2 separate regions of the Homo sapiens genome follow, and region 2 is linked to region 1. A link is a contact called in ENCODE Hi-C or POLR2A ChIA-PET data. All regions are on one chromosome and are shown on one strand. The core of a region is the stretch at or near the end of the contact, and the rest is flanking DNA. Distances in the headings are between cores, read along the strand shown.

Region 1 (6,135 bases), core at 3,055-5,554:
ACCATTTTGAAAATGCCAATTACAGTCATGTCATATTACTAAGTCAGGGTTTGCCATAGAAAGAGAATCAACAGGATATATATAGAAATAAATTTATTATGAGGGATTGGCTCTTGTGATTATGGAGGCTGAGAAGTCCCACAATCTGCTTTCCGCAGACAGTAAGCCCAGGAAAGCCAATGGTGTAGTTCCAGTCCAAACCCAAAGGTCTGAGAACCAGGGGCCCTGGTCCATGTCTGAAAGCCAGAGAATCAGGAGAACCAATGTCCAAGGATAGAACATGGATGTCCCTGTTCAAGCAGAGAGAAGACAGAATTTGCCCTTCCTCTGCCTTTTTATTCCAGCTAGGCCCTCAAGGGGTTGGCCCACCCGCAGTGGAGTGGGTGGCTCTTTTTTATTCAGTCTACTGATTCAAATGCTAATCTCTTCTGGAAACACCCTCATGGACAAACCCAGAAATCTGGGCATCTCCTAGCATAATCAAGATGACATATAAAATTAACCTTCACACCAAGATCTCTCCATCTTCACCATACTAGAAATTTTCAGAATATTTGGTAATTGTGGTAGTAGGCTGATTTTAGGCTCAAAAAGGCAGTATGGATTATGATCGGAAGTCTGTGTGTGACCTAACAGTAAACTATGTGAGAACTGTTAATCACCTCACAATCACACCACCAGGTAATTTGTTAGAATAAAACCAAACTCAGCTATATAAGTAAACATTTATTAGATGAAACCATTAGCAAGCAGTGCAGAAACAGTTCACACAGTTGATTTGGTAAACTCAGTGAAATCCCAGTTCTGTGTTCCTACAGATGTTTCAACCATACCTTCCATAGATGGTTCTCTTTAGGTTGATGTGACAACACCTTAAAAGCATAATTGCTAACTTTATAGTCAGCAATTATATTCCAGACTTGACTAACCCTAAGAACGATTTTGAAAGGTAGGAAGATATACAGAGAGTTTACCAGATCTTATGCCCTGTTTAAAAGGCGGGGGAGTATCCCCAAAATATTTAAGACAATTCATATATGCTGAATGCAACTAATTTAAACAAAAGACCACTTCTACCATTCCTCATGTAAAGCCTTTAGGGCTAACAGGAATATTTTCTTTTTGAGACAGGGTCTCTGTTGCCCACGTTAGAGTGCAGTGGCCCCATCTTGGCTCACTGCAACCTCCACCTCCCGGATTCAAGCAATTCTCGTGCCTCAGCCTCCCAAATAGCTGGGACTACAGGTGCATGCCAACATGCCCAGCTAATTTTTTTGTATTTTTTTGTATTTTTTAATAGAGATAGGGTTTCACCAGGTTGGCCAGGCTGGTGTCACAACTCTTGACCTCAAGTGATCTACCACCCTTGGCCTCCCAAAGTGCTGGGATTATAGGCGTGAGCCACTGTGCCCGGCCAACATTAATATTTTTTATTAGCTACTACAGCTTAGAGTAGCTGCTATGGGAGTGTGGCCTTTTTGATTAAATACTAGCTGATCAACCCTAGAATATAAATTCTTGTTTTATAACATTTAGATTTAAATAACAATAAGAATGTAAGCTCCATGAAGGCAAGAATGCCTTTTTGTTTTGTTCACTGCTGTGTCTAAAATAATGCCTGGCTCAAATATTTGTTGAATGAGTAAATATGCTGACTTTGCTGAAGTATTTAAGCAAGTTACAGATATTATACAAGTAAATATTTTGGGCACAAGCACACTTAATGAAACAGTAAAAAAAAAATAGGTTTGAAACACATAATCCTTCGTTATAGGAGGCTCAAGAGTTTAAAAGGAAAAAAGGGGGAAGATACCCAGGTAAGAGGGCATGCATGCTAGCTTTCCAATACTTTGATATTACCTGCTTTTTCTAAGACTGTATCAACCTGTCGCCCACCCATAACCTATCTTTTCATAACAGAGTCCAACTAAACCTAAAAATTAAAACTGGAACCTAGCAGCTTCTACGCAATCTAAGAATACTTTGTTCCCTCTCTCAAAATCTTTCCCTGCTTTTGAATAATTGACTTTTGAATTCATAAAAACCTTCCCTTATTAATCATCCTATTACTTGCATCATAGTAAACCCTGATCAACTCTTAAAACATTAAAAGACATTACTATATTTCTTAATGAATACACAAGACCTTTAAGTACAAATGCTTTTATATTCAGCCCCTGTAAAGCCATCAGATGTTTGAAAGTTTTTAAACACGAACCAAAGGGTTTAATTTTAAGAACTTAGCTAGGAATGGGTGAAATCCTACCCAATTAATAGAGTTCTGCAAATTAGTAACAAAGTGTAAAATGAAAGGAAGGGTCCCTTGGAGATGTGAAATTCTTCTATTGAGAGTCCTGTCTTCTTTATTCAAGAAGTTTGTAGCCATTTTCAGAATTCACTCAAGAACCAACTTCTTAATTTAGATATCAGCGAACAAGTCTGTAAAAAGCAAGTATTTGTCAGCAATATGTGCTTTATCTTCCCAGTTTTTAACACTTTATGCCTATTTACATATTGATAAAAAGAAAAGCCTAGAACATTTCTTGTAAGGCCTCTATTTTCTATCCAGAGCTGAAAGTTCAGGTCATAAAAACACACACACACACAAAACCCACTGTATTTGAGATTATCAGTCTCTACCAAAACAGGGAGGGAGAGTAAAACTCTCCCTTTACAAATGGCTTGACAGAGAATTTTATAGAAATCCCTATCCCTTTTGCCATCCTCCCATTAATCCCTCTCGCTCCCCTGCCACCCCTTTTTTTGAGACAGGGTTTGCTTTGTCTCCCAGACTGGAGTATAGTGGCACGTTCACAGCTCACTGAAGCCTCGACCTCCCCAGCTCAAGCAATCCTCCTATTTCAGCTTCCCAAGTAGCTGGGACTACAGGCGTGAGCCACTGTGCCTGGCCCTCTCTGTCTTCTCTAACTTACTACACCATCCAAGAAATGAGACAGTGAGGCTTAAGACACCCAAATCTTGGTGAAAATATAGGATGGGGGTTGGGGGTGTAGAAGAAGTGACTGCCTATCAAGAAGTGAGAATTTCAGAAGTAACTCATAGGCATGGTGACTAAGGAGTTAACAGTGAGTGAACAATCAACTCCAAAGTCCAGGAGAGCTGTCTAGATGGGCTACACTGCTCTTCTCCCATAGGAGCCCTGTTTCATCTCACTGCTTCTCCTTAGCTTGTCTCTTAACACCATCTCCATTTGGTGTCTGCTTCCTCCTGCCCTATTCTCTTAAGTTCCCTTCCTTTACCCTCTGCCAGAATTGTCTTTTCAGAGCGAGTGGCGATGAAAATGGAGAGCATGGGTTTTACAAGTAAACTCTACAGAATTTTGTAACTTGGTGTTTTAGGATATGTGGATGTGTGTAAGAAAAGGGCAAAGTGTCTCAGGTTTCTGGGAGGTAACGGTGGATAAAGTTGGCGTTTACTGAAATGGTAACGCTGCAAGGCAAGTAAATTTGGGTAAGAAGCTGTTAAGAGTTCAGTTTTGGACATGTTTAGTTTGAGACAGCTGCGTGGTCTGCTCATGGTTAAACAGCTGTATAGTAAAAATAGCTTTCGTTGAGCACTTACTACTGCCAGGCAACATGCAAATCACTACGATCTCAATCTTCACTACACCCCTATGACCTGGGTTACTAATGGTCCCAAATGGCAGATGAAAAAATAAAGCTCCAAAAGGCGAAATAACTTCTCCGGTCGCTTCATGGTGCTGCAGGAACTCAAGCCTAGCTGGTTTCATTCCAAATCATGAGAAAATATGACGCCAAGTTTTCTCCACACTTCTTTGGAGACTCCCACGGACGTGCTAAAGAAGGACATTTTACTCCTAGTCCTTCTCCCCCACCCACCCGACTGCGCCACTCACCAGCTGTGTGATCTTGGACATATATAAACTCTCTGGAATTCAGTCCCCTCCCCGCCCAAAAGCGAGCAAATGATCTCTAAGCTCCTTACCACCCCAATTTTGCATTCGAGATACTCACCATGGCAAAAAATACACAAAGAGAAACACCACCACATCGAAAAGGATGAAAAGCCAGAGGTCCAACCAGTAGGAGTGTTTGGGAAGCCCATTTGCCCCAGACTGAGGCCTCACATCGAAGTTCTGCCTCCCTCCCTCGCTAAAGCCTCGCCGCTCCCGGAGACCATCTCGACCATCAACACCCGGTGCGTCCACCTCCATCTCGCTCCTGCAGCTTCGTAACAACCCTAGAAACCGAAAATGCTTAAGTTCCCGGACTTTGGTGTTCGCCGCACCGGAAACTGAGCGGAGTCCGGCCGCCTGCGCAGTGCGCCGCGCCCCGGGTTCCGGAATGCACTCTGAACCTACTCTTCCCAGCGCGCAGGCGCCTGGCTCGGCTTTCCGCTGCCTCCGTGACCGCTGGCATGAAGCGCGGCCTCCGCCTTGACACTAAGTCAATGGGCCCGCCTACTTCTGCCTCGCGGCGTCCCAGGCAGATAGCTGGTTATTCAGGTTTCGTTGGAAGAAATACGTTCTCGTCCCCCTGAAAGGCCCAGTCCAGTCAGGTGATGGACTCCTCCCTGAAACTGCACGAGGTCACCTCTCCTATCCCCGTATTCCGTTTGGATCCTTATGCCAACGTGTTAGGAAGGCCCCCTCTGGTGGGTTTTGTACTGTCTCTAGCATTTGACACTTAATATTTAAACACCACCAATGAGGTGGACGTCCTACTCACGGGACTGAGTTTCCAAACGGGCCAGAGAGCAGCACGTGAGCATTTTGCAGGTACTTCAAGGGAGTGGGTTTAAGAATAACCTGGCCGCGCCCCCCTGTAATCCCAGCACTTTGAGAGGCCGAGGCGGGCGGATCACCTGAGGTAAGGAGTTCGAGACCAGCCTGGCCAACATGCTGAAATCCCGTCTCTACTAAAAAAAAAAAAAAAAAAAAAAAAATCCAAAAATTAGCCGGGCGTGGTGGCAGGCGCCTGTAATCCCAGTTACTCGGGAGGCTGAGGCAGGAGAATCGCTTGAACCCGGGAGGCGGAGGTTGCAGTGAGCTGAGATCGTGCCACTATTGCACTCCAGCCTGGGCAACAGAGCGAGACTCCATCTGGGGGGAAATGGGGGTGGGAAGAATAACCCAAAGGTTATTTGACTTTGAGTGTGAGCCTCAGCAAGAACAGAATGCTAGCAGGAAGAAAATGACCTATACTGCCTGGATTTTACCTCGTGGGTCCAATTTCAAATATTCTCTTTCTTGTCACATTATGATTCCTGAATTGTTCAGAAAATAACGGGCACCCAGACATATAAGTGGTTCTCTTGGTGCATAGTAAATGGAGATAAGACTGTAGTTGTGTTTTTACAAAGTCATTAAATCGTCGTAAAACCTCTTTGAAGGGGCAGTACTCCATCTTATAGAATTAGGAAATGAGACACAAAAGGAGTGAATTGTCTAAGGTTACTAAAAAAATTATAAAGCCTAAAATTAACTCCAAATCCAGCACTCTTAAAGCTGTTCCATAGCTTCCTAACCTTGCTCCAATTTGCCTCCAAATCAATTGCCAGGTTTTAGAGACAAAGATAGTATACGACCTTTCAAGAAAAATGCTTTGTAGATTCTGGGATGAGAGGGCCATTACCTGAGAATTAATTAGATTGTGTGCTGTAATACAGATTGTCTGATGGTAGTAGACAAAAAGACCCTGGGCTTAAGTGGCATTGAATCTTTACAAAAATTAGGAAAGGCAAATAAACAATTGCCTCTACCAGAGATGGAAGCATTCTTCTCGCTGACAAGGTAGGATCAATTACTCCTAGTTATTGAAGTAGGATTGATAAAAAATTATTGAGATTATTAGTGTTGAAGAAGCATGACATAAACTGAACAGGTCTTGAAATGGTTTTAAACTTGTCTTTGGCCCAGAGTCACATGCTCATCATGAGGGGATGTTGACAGTATGATCTGTTCTAGAGTCAGGAACGTCTGCCAGACTTGGAAGAGCAACTAGTGCAAATAAGGAGGGGTTATTTAAACTAAATTCAGTTGAAAGATTCTATTTCCGACTTTACCCTTGTAAAAGTCCCACTGATTGTTGATTATTCCACATTACAGAAATGAGTTTAGAGTGTGTTATGGCTGATTTTGAACTACTGGCCTCA
Region 2 (5,862 bases), core at 876-3,375, 440 kb before region 1:
AGTGCTGGGATTATAGGCGTGAGCCCCTGCACCCGGACTTTTTCTTTTCTTTTTTCAAATGTGTATTTGTCTGGTTTTGATATCAGGGCAATACTGGCCTCATAGATTGATTGTGGAAGTACTCCCTTCTCCTCTATTTTTCGGAATAGTTTGAGTAGGATTTGTATTTGTCCTTTAAATGTTTGATAGACTTCAGCAGTGAAGGCTTCAGGCCCCGATCTTTTGTTTGCTGGAGGACTTTTTATTATGGCTTCAATCTTGTTATTTGTTATTGGTCTGTTCAGGGTTTGGATTTCTTCTTGGTTCAATCTTGGTAGGTTGTATGTGTCTAGGAAATTATCCATTTTTTCTAGATTTTCCAATTTATTGTCATATAGTTGCTTATAGTAGTCACTAATAATCCTTTGAATTTCTGCAGTATCATTTGGTAATGTCTCCTTTTTCATCTCTGATTTTATTTATTTGGGTCTTCTCTCTTTTTTCTTACTCTGCTAATGTTTGTCAATTTTGCTTAACTTTTCAAAAAATCAACTTTTTGTTTCATTTATCTTTTTTTTTTGAGATAGAGCCTTGCTCCATCACCCATGCTGGAGTGCAGTGGCGTGATCCTGGCTCACTGCAACCTCCACCTCCCAGGTTCAAGCAATTCTCCTGCCTCAGTCTTCCCAGTAGCTGGGACTACAGGCGCAAGCCATCACACCCGGTTAATTTTTGCGTTTTTAATAGAGAAGGGGTTTTTCCATGTTGACCAGGCTGGTCTCAAATTTCTGAGGTAATCCACCCGCTTCAGCCTCCCAAAATGCTGGGATTACAGGCATGAGCCACTGTGCCCATCTTTGCTTCATTGATCTTTTGTACTGTTTTCTTCATTCCAATTTTATTTATTTATGCTCTGATCTTTATTATTTCTTTTCTTCGACTAATTTTGGGTTTGGTTTGCTCTTGTTTTTCCAGTTATTTAAGACGCATCACTAGCTTGTTTATTTGAAGTTTTTCTTCTTTTCTGATGTGGGCAGTTATAGCTATAAACTTTCCTCTTAGTACTGCTTTTGCTGTATTCCATAGATTTTGGAATGTTGTACTTCCATTATTATTTGTTTCAAGAAATGTTTAAATTTCTTTCTTAGTTTCTTTATTGGCCCACCAATTTTTCAGGAGAGCATTGTTTAATTTCCATGTGTTTGTACAGTTTCTAAAATTCCTCTTATTATTGATTTTATTCCATTGTGGTCGGAGAAGATGCTTGATACTATTTTAAATTTTTTAAAGACTTGTTTTATAACCGAACATATGGTCTATCCTTGAGAATGATCCATGTGCTGAGGAAAAGAATGTGTATTCTGCAGCCGTTGGATGAAATGTTCTGTAAATATCTATTAGGTCCATTTAGCCTATGGTGCAGATTAAGTCTGATGTTTCTTTGTTGATTTTCTGTCTGAAAGATCTGTCTGATGCTGAAAGTAGGGTGTTGAAGTCTCCAGCTATTGTTGTATTTCGATCTGTCTGTCTCGTTAGCTCTAGTAATATTTGCTTTATATATCCGGGTGCGTGCTCTAGTGTTGGGTATGTATTTATTTACAATTGTTTTAGCCTCCTGCTGAATTTACCCCTTTATCATTATATAGTGATCTTCTTTGTCTCTTCTTATGGTATCTGTCTTGAAATCTGTTTTGTCTGATATAAATATAGCTAATCCTGCTCTTTTTCTGGCTTTCATTAGCTTGGAATATCTTTTTTTATCCCTTCATTTTCAGCCTATGTGTGTCTTTATAGATGAAACGTGTTTTTTGCAGGCCAAGTTACAATAATATCCTGTTGAATAAGTAAGATACTGATAGCTACATTATATATATTTCTATTTATTACTGGCTCTATTAGTAAATAATTGAAAAGCAAATATGAATATCAAGGCATCGTAAAGGCAGAAACTCAAAGAAGCAGCTCCCCCAAACCTTGCCCCCAGAGGTCTGAGGGAACAAAAGGAATATGTTGGAATTAATAAAACTTGGAAATTTGAAGGTGGGAATTTGTGGGGCCAGGCCAGACATCTTAGGAGGGGGTTGCCACAGCTATTGCTGGAGTCTTGGAGGAGGCTGGAGGAGACTGGTTCTGCAAGTGTTGGAATAGCTACGCACTGGAATCAGCAGCTGCCACTGGAACTCACTGCGGTAGGAACTGGAAGCAGGTAGGAGCAAGTCTCCTCTCTCTGTTCTGGCAATGCAGTCTCTCTGTCTAGTGCCATCTATTGACAGACATGACATAGAGCAGCTGGCAAAGCAGAAAGGCGATTTGAGATTTTTGTGCTGAAGCACCATAAAGCCGAATATGGAAGGGTGGATTTGAAACAGACACGTTTGATAATTGAAACAAGAAGCATTAAAATCTTGTGGAGCATATTTAGTGGGTAGGATGGTGAAGGGACAATAAAAGATGACAGAATCAGGTTGGTAAGTGTCAGAGAAGGACACAGGAAGTTTTAAACAGTGTCAAGGGTTATGACTGAAGAAAGATCTTTGTTTTATGGTTGAGATTTGGCTGAGAGTGTTTACAGAGTCACTGAAACAGATGCTAGGGTATAATCAAGTAGATGCAGTACTTATTGACTACTCTTTCAAAACTTTGGAAACAGGAGGAAGGAGGGAGATGAAAGAATAACCTGAAAAAGCACGGTTAAAAAAAGTGATTTTTATTCGAATAGGGGAAAGAGAACTGATAAGGCATTTCCTTAATAAAGAAGAGATGCTCTTTTATAATTAAGGAAAACAATGGGTGAAGTTATGTGGAAAACAAGAAAGTAGAAAGAGTGTTTGTAGGATAATTGTAACCAAATCATAAGGTAAATGATAAAGTGTTCTGCTGAGAATGAATGTGGCTGGTGTGGGATTGGAACCCAGGAGAGTGAAGCTGATTCACAACACTTCATGTGTAGAATTTAATAGGGACAGAAACATTTCACACCAGAGACTGTAAGAATCTAACAAAATGGTTTGAGAAAACATCTGAGCCAAAGTCAGGAATAAGAATTATAAACCCCTTGATGCATGTGTATGTTTGTCTCCAGTTTTGTCTTTGTAGCCCATAGTTTTCCAATTGCAGTATTATTGACATTTTGGGCCAGATAATTCATTATTTGTGGTGTGAGCCCATTGTGTGCATTGTAGGATGTTTAGCTGCATCCCTGGCCTCTACTCATTAAATCCAAGTAGGAACGCCCTCCCACTCCCCGACCCCCACACTAACCTGGCAATCAAAAATGTCCCCAAACATTGTCAGATGTGCTGTGGAGGAAAAACTACCCTTGGTTGAGAACGACTGCTCCAACACCACGAAAATGGTCAAGGCTTTGCCGATTTCTTTGCTCCCAGCACAGTTCTATCTCTAAGCAAAGCTCATATTCTCAGTCTCTTGCCCTTCTTTGGAATCTTGGCACCACCTGGCCCTAGTTGGTTGAGCACTTCTTAGGTTTACTAGTACTCCTTTGTGGGAGTTTTTATTTCTGCTGAAACATATCCCCTTTGATATGGTTTGGTTCTGTGTCCCCACCCAAATCTCATGTTGAATTGCAAAGTGAGAGGTGATTGAATCATGGGGGTGGACCTCCCCCTTGCTGTTCTCATGATAGAGTTTCCACAAGATCTGGTTGTTTGAAACTGTGCAGCACTTCCCCCTTCACTCTTTCTCTCTCCCTTGCCACCATGTGAAGATGTGCTTGCTCCCCCTTCTCCTTCAGCCACGACTGTAGGTTTCATGAGGCCTCACCAGCCATGTGGAACTGTAAGCCTATTAAACCTTTTTTCTTCATAAATCACCCAGTCTCAGGTAGTTCTTTATAGCTGTGTGAGAATGGACTAATACACCCTAATATCCAGAAACAGAATTTCAAAGAACTTTTTAAAGTTATTCATTTCTTTAGTTCTCCTTTTTTTTAAAGTCTAACTGAGGGGTTAACAAACTGAAACTTAGGGGCCAAATATAGCTGTTACCTCTTTTTGAAATAACGTTTTATTGCAATACATTCACACCCATTCATTCACATATTGCTTATGGCAACTTTTGCACTAAGACCACAGAATAGTTTCCACAGAGACCATATGACCCCTGGGCCATAGTTTGCGAACGTTTGCTCTAGACCTTAAACACTTTAAAAGAACCAAGAGTTTGCATCTACAGTATCTAATATATTGACTTCATATTTAACTTTTCTCAGATTTACCTAAAAATATATATTGAACTTAATTGTTTTCTTTCAAATAACTAGATGCAATGAAAGATCTTACTGTATCTGCCTGTATTATTGTGTATTGGGTGAGCCAAATGCTGTGGTTAAAGAATAATGCCAAAGGGTTTAGTTTTACCATTATAGAGATAATTCCTTGTGGTTCCTATTAGTTTCTTTCTTTTTTTTTTTTTTCAGTCTTAGACTGCCTCTGTAACCTTTACTACCCTGTTGCAAAAGTGTAATTATTTGTTACAAAGAGAATAGGACATAGTGAATGAATGCTTCGGTACAAATCAGTCATGCCTACCGATTTAAAAAATCAGTGTATTTATTAAAAGTGGTTACTTACTCATCTTTCCTCATGTATTTTTTTTACATTAAACACATTACATGTTGTTTGACCTTCTTCTGAAAAAATTATATGCCAGGAGTTCCTTGGTCAAAACAATTTTCTCAAAAAACCTAGTTTGTTTTTCAAATGAACACTATTCTTAGTAGAAAGCATGCCTCTGCTTTAGATCTAAAGCAAAGTATCTTGCATCATTCCAACATCTGGATTTCATTTATTATTAAGGCAGGATAAGATGAATTCGGAAAAAATGAAGTAAAATCAGTTTCAATGATCATTATCTGATTGTGTTTTTGGACTGAACATTTCCCTACAGTCAGTCTCTGTCATGTTTAACTTTGAATAAAAACATGTACTTCATAGGAAAAAAAGTTGCAGTGACCTAATCTACTCCTCCCCTCCTTTCATTTAAAAAAAAAAAAAAAACTACGTATTTAATGAAAAATATTGGAGTAAGAGACAAAATCTTATTTAAATTTTTTTGTGCAATGGTTCTGTTGAATTTTACATATTAAAAAAAATTAGATGCTCTTGTAAAACATTTTATTTCTCCAAAACTGTAACACACCTGGTCTAGATTTTATTGTTTTTCAAACTGATTTTCTAAATTTGGGTGATTATTGGATTTTTTAAAATGCATTCATGAATGATATACATAAGAAACAACGTATCTCACATATTTCACCTGTGAATTAAATTTTCTTATAATAATAACATTACATTTTAAAATTGTCAATTTGTGCAAATTTTCATGTAGGTTAATGGATGCCTTTCAAAAAATTTTTACTTTTTTTGAAATTTTACAGATATTTGGCAGAACAGATTACTTTTTCAAACATCACATCAATGTTTTGATAAAGAAATCTGCCTTTTATTTAAAAAGAGAAAGGATTTTTGAAAGACATTTTAAATCATTTAAGAGAAGGAATTTTTCATATATGATGGCCTTATTCCCAATAATCTTAATTATTACTAGTATCAACATGAAAAAGGAATAAAAAGATAGTAATAGGAAGAGTGTAACTAGAAATAATGAAATGAGATCTGGAAGTTGTACTTCGAATGACAGGCAAATTTTTCCTTTTAGATGCTGGCGTAATTACCCAAGTTAGAAAGAAGGAAAATGGAAGGAAATACTTTATTTAAGGCCAGATTTGTCAAAGTGCTAGAAAACAAACTACAGGAAAATACCCTGAATATGTTGCTAGGAAAATGGCCTAAGTGACCTCCTTTTACCTTTTCCTATGTGCCACTGATGTGGACAGAGGGGCTTAAGAGTCTGGCTTGCTTTCCC

Evidence for each region. Hi-C counts contacts between places; a loop is a spot of excess contacts on that map. ChIA-PET counts read pairs that join two places held with the same protein, here RNA polymerase II (POLR2A). Pooled maps may share reads with other maps.
Region 2: a pooled map shows a loop between it and region 1 (2.2-fold over the local background). The contact joins the enhancer-like site here to the promoter of ARLN in region 1. A Hi-C loop is called at or near these places in 1 of 37 single-sample maps with no recorded cell type and 7 of 50 pooled maps. POLR2A ChIA-PET finds 5 or more read pairs at or near these places in 3 of 52 experiments (CD4-positive, alpha-beta T cell, WTC11 and activated B cell).

Annotation. Positions count from the first base shown.
Region 1 is chr4:119,296,341-119,302,475 of GRCh38, forward strand. It overlaps ARLN (allregulin), which reads right to left and starts at 4,305. Exons shown (of 2, transcript NM_001001701.4): 1 at 3,996-4,305; 2 at 79-2,439. The coding sequence starts at 4,195. The coding sequence ends at 2,439. RefSeq lists enhancers at 3,899-3,948, 4,049-4,278.
Region 2 is chr4:118,863,071-118,868,932 of GRCh38, forward strand. It overlaps a transcript of SYNPO2 not described here. Among named protein-coding and RNA genes, the nearest start is that of SYNPO2, 23 kb to the right of the region's middle. RefSeq lists a silencer at 2,203-2,312. Within about 2 kb of position 2,126, at least 2 of the 41 ENCODE cell types and tissues checked have a DNase peak (open chromatin) inside an H3K27ac peak, as active enhancers do.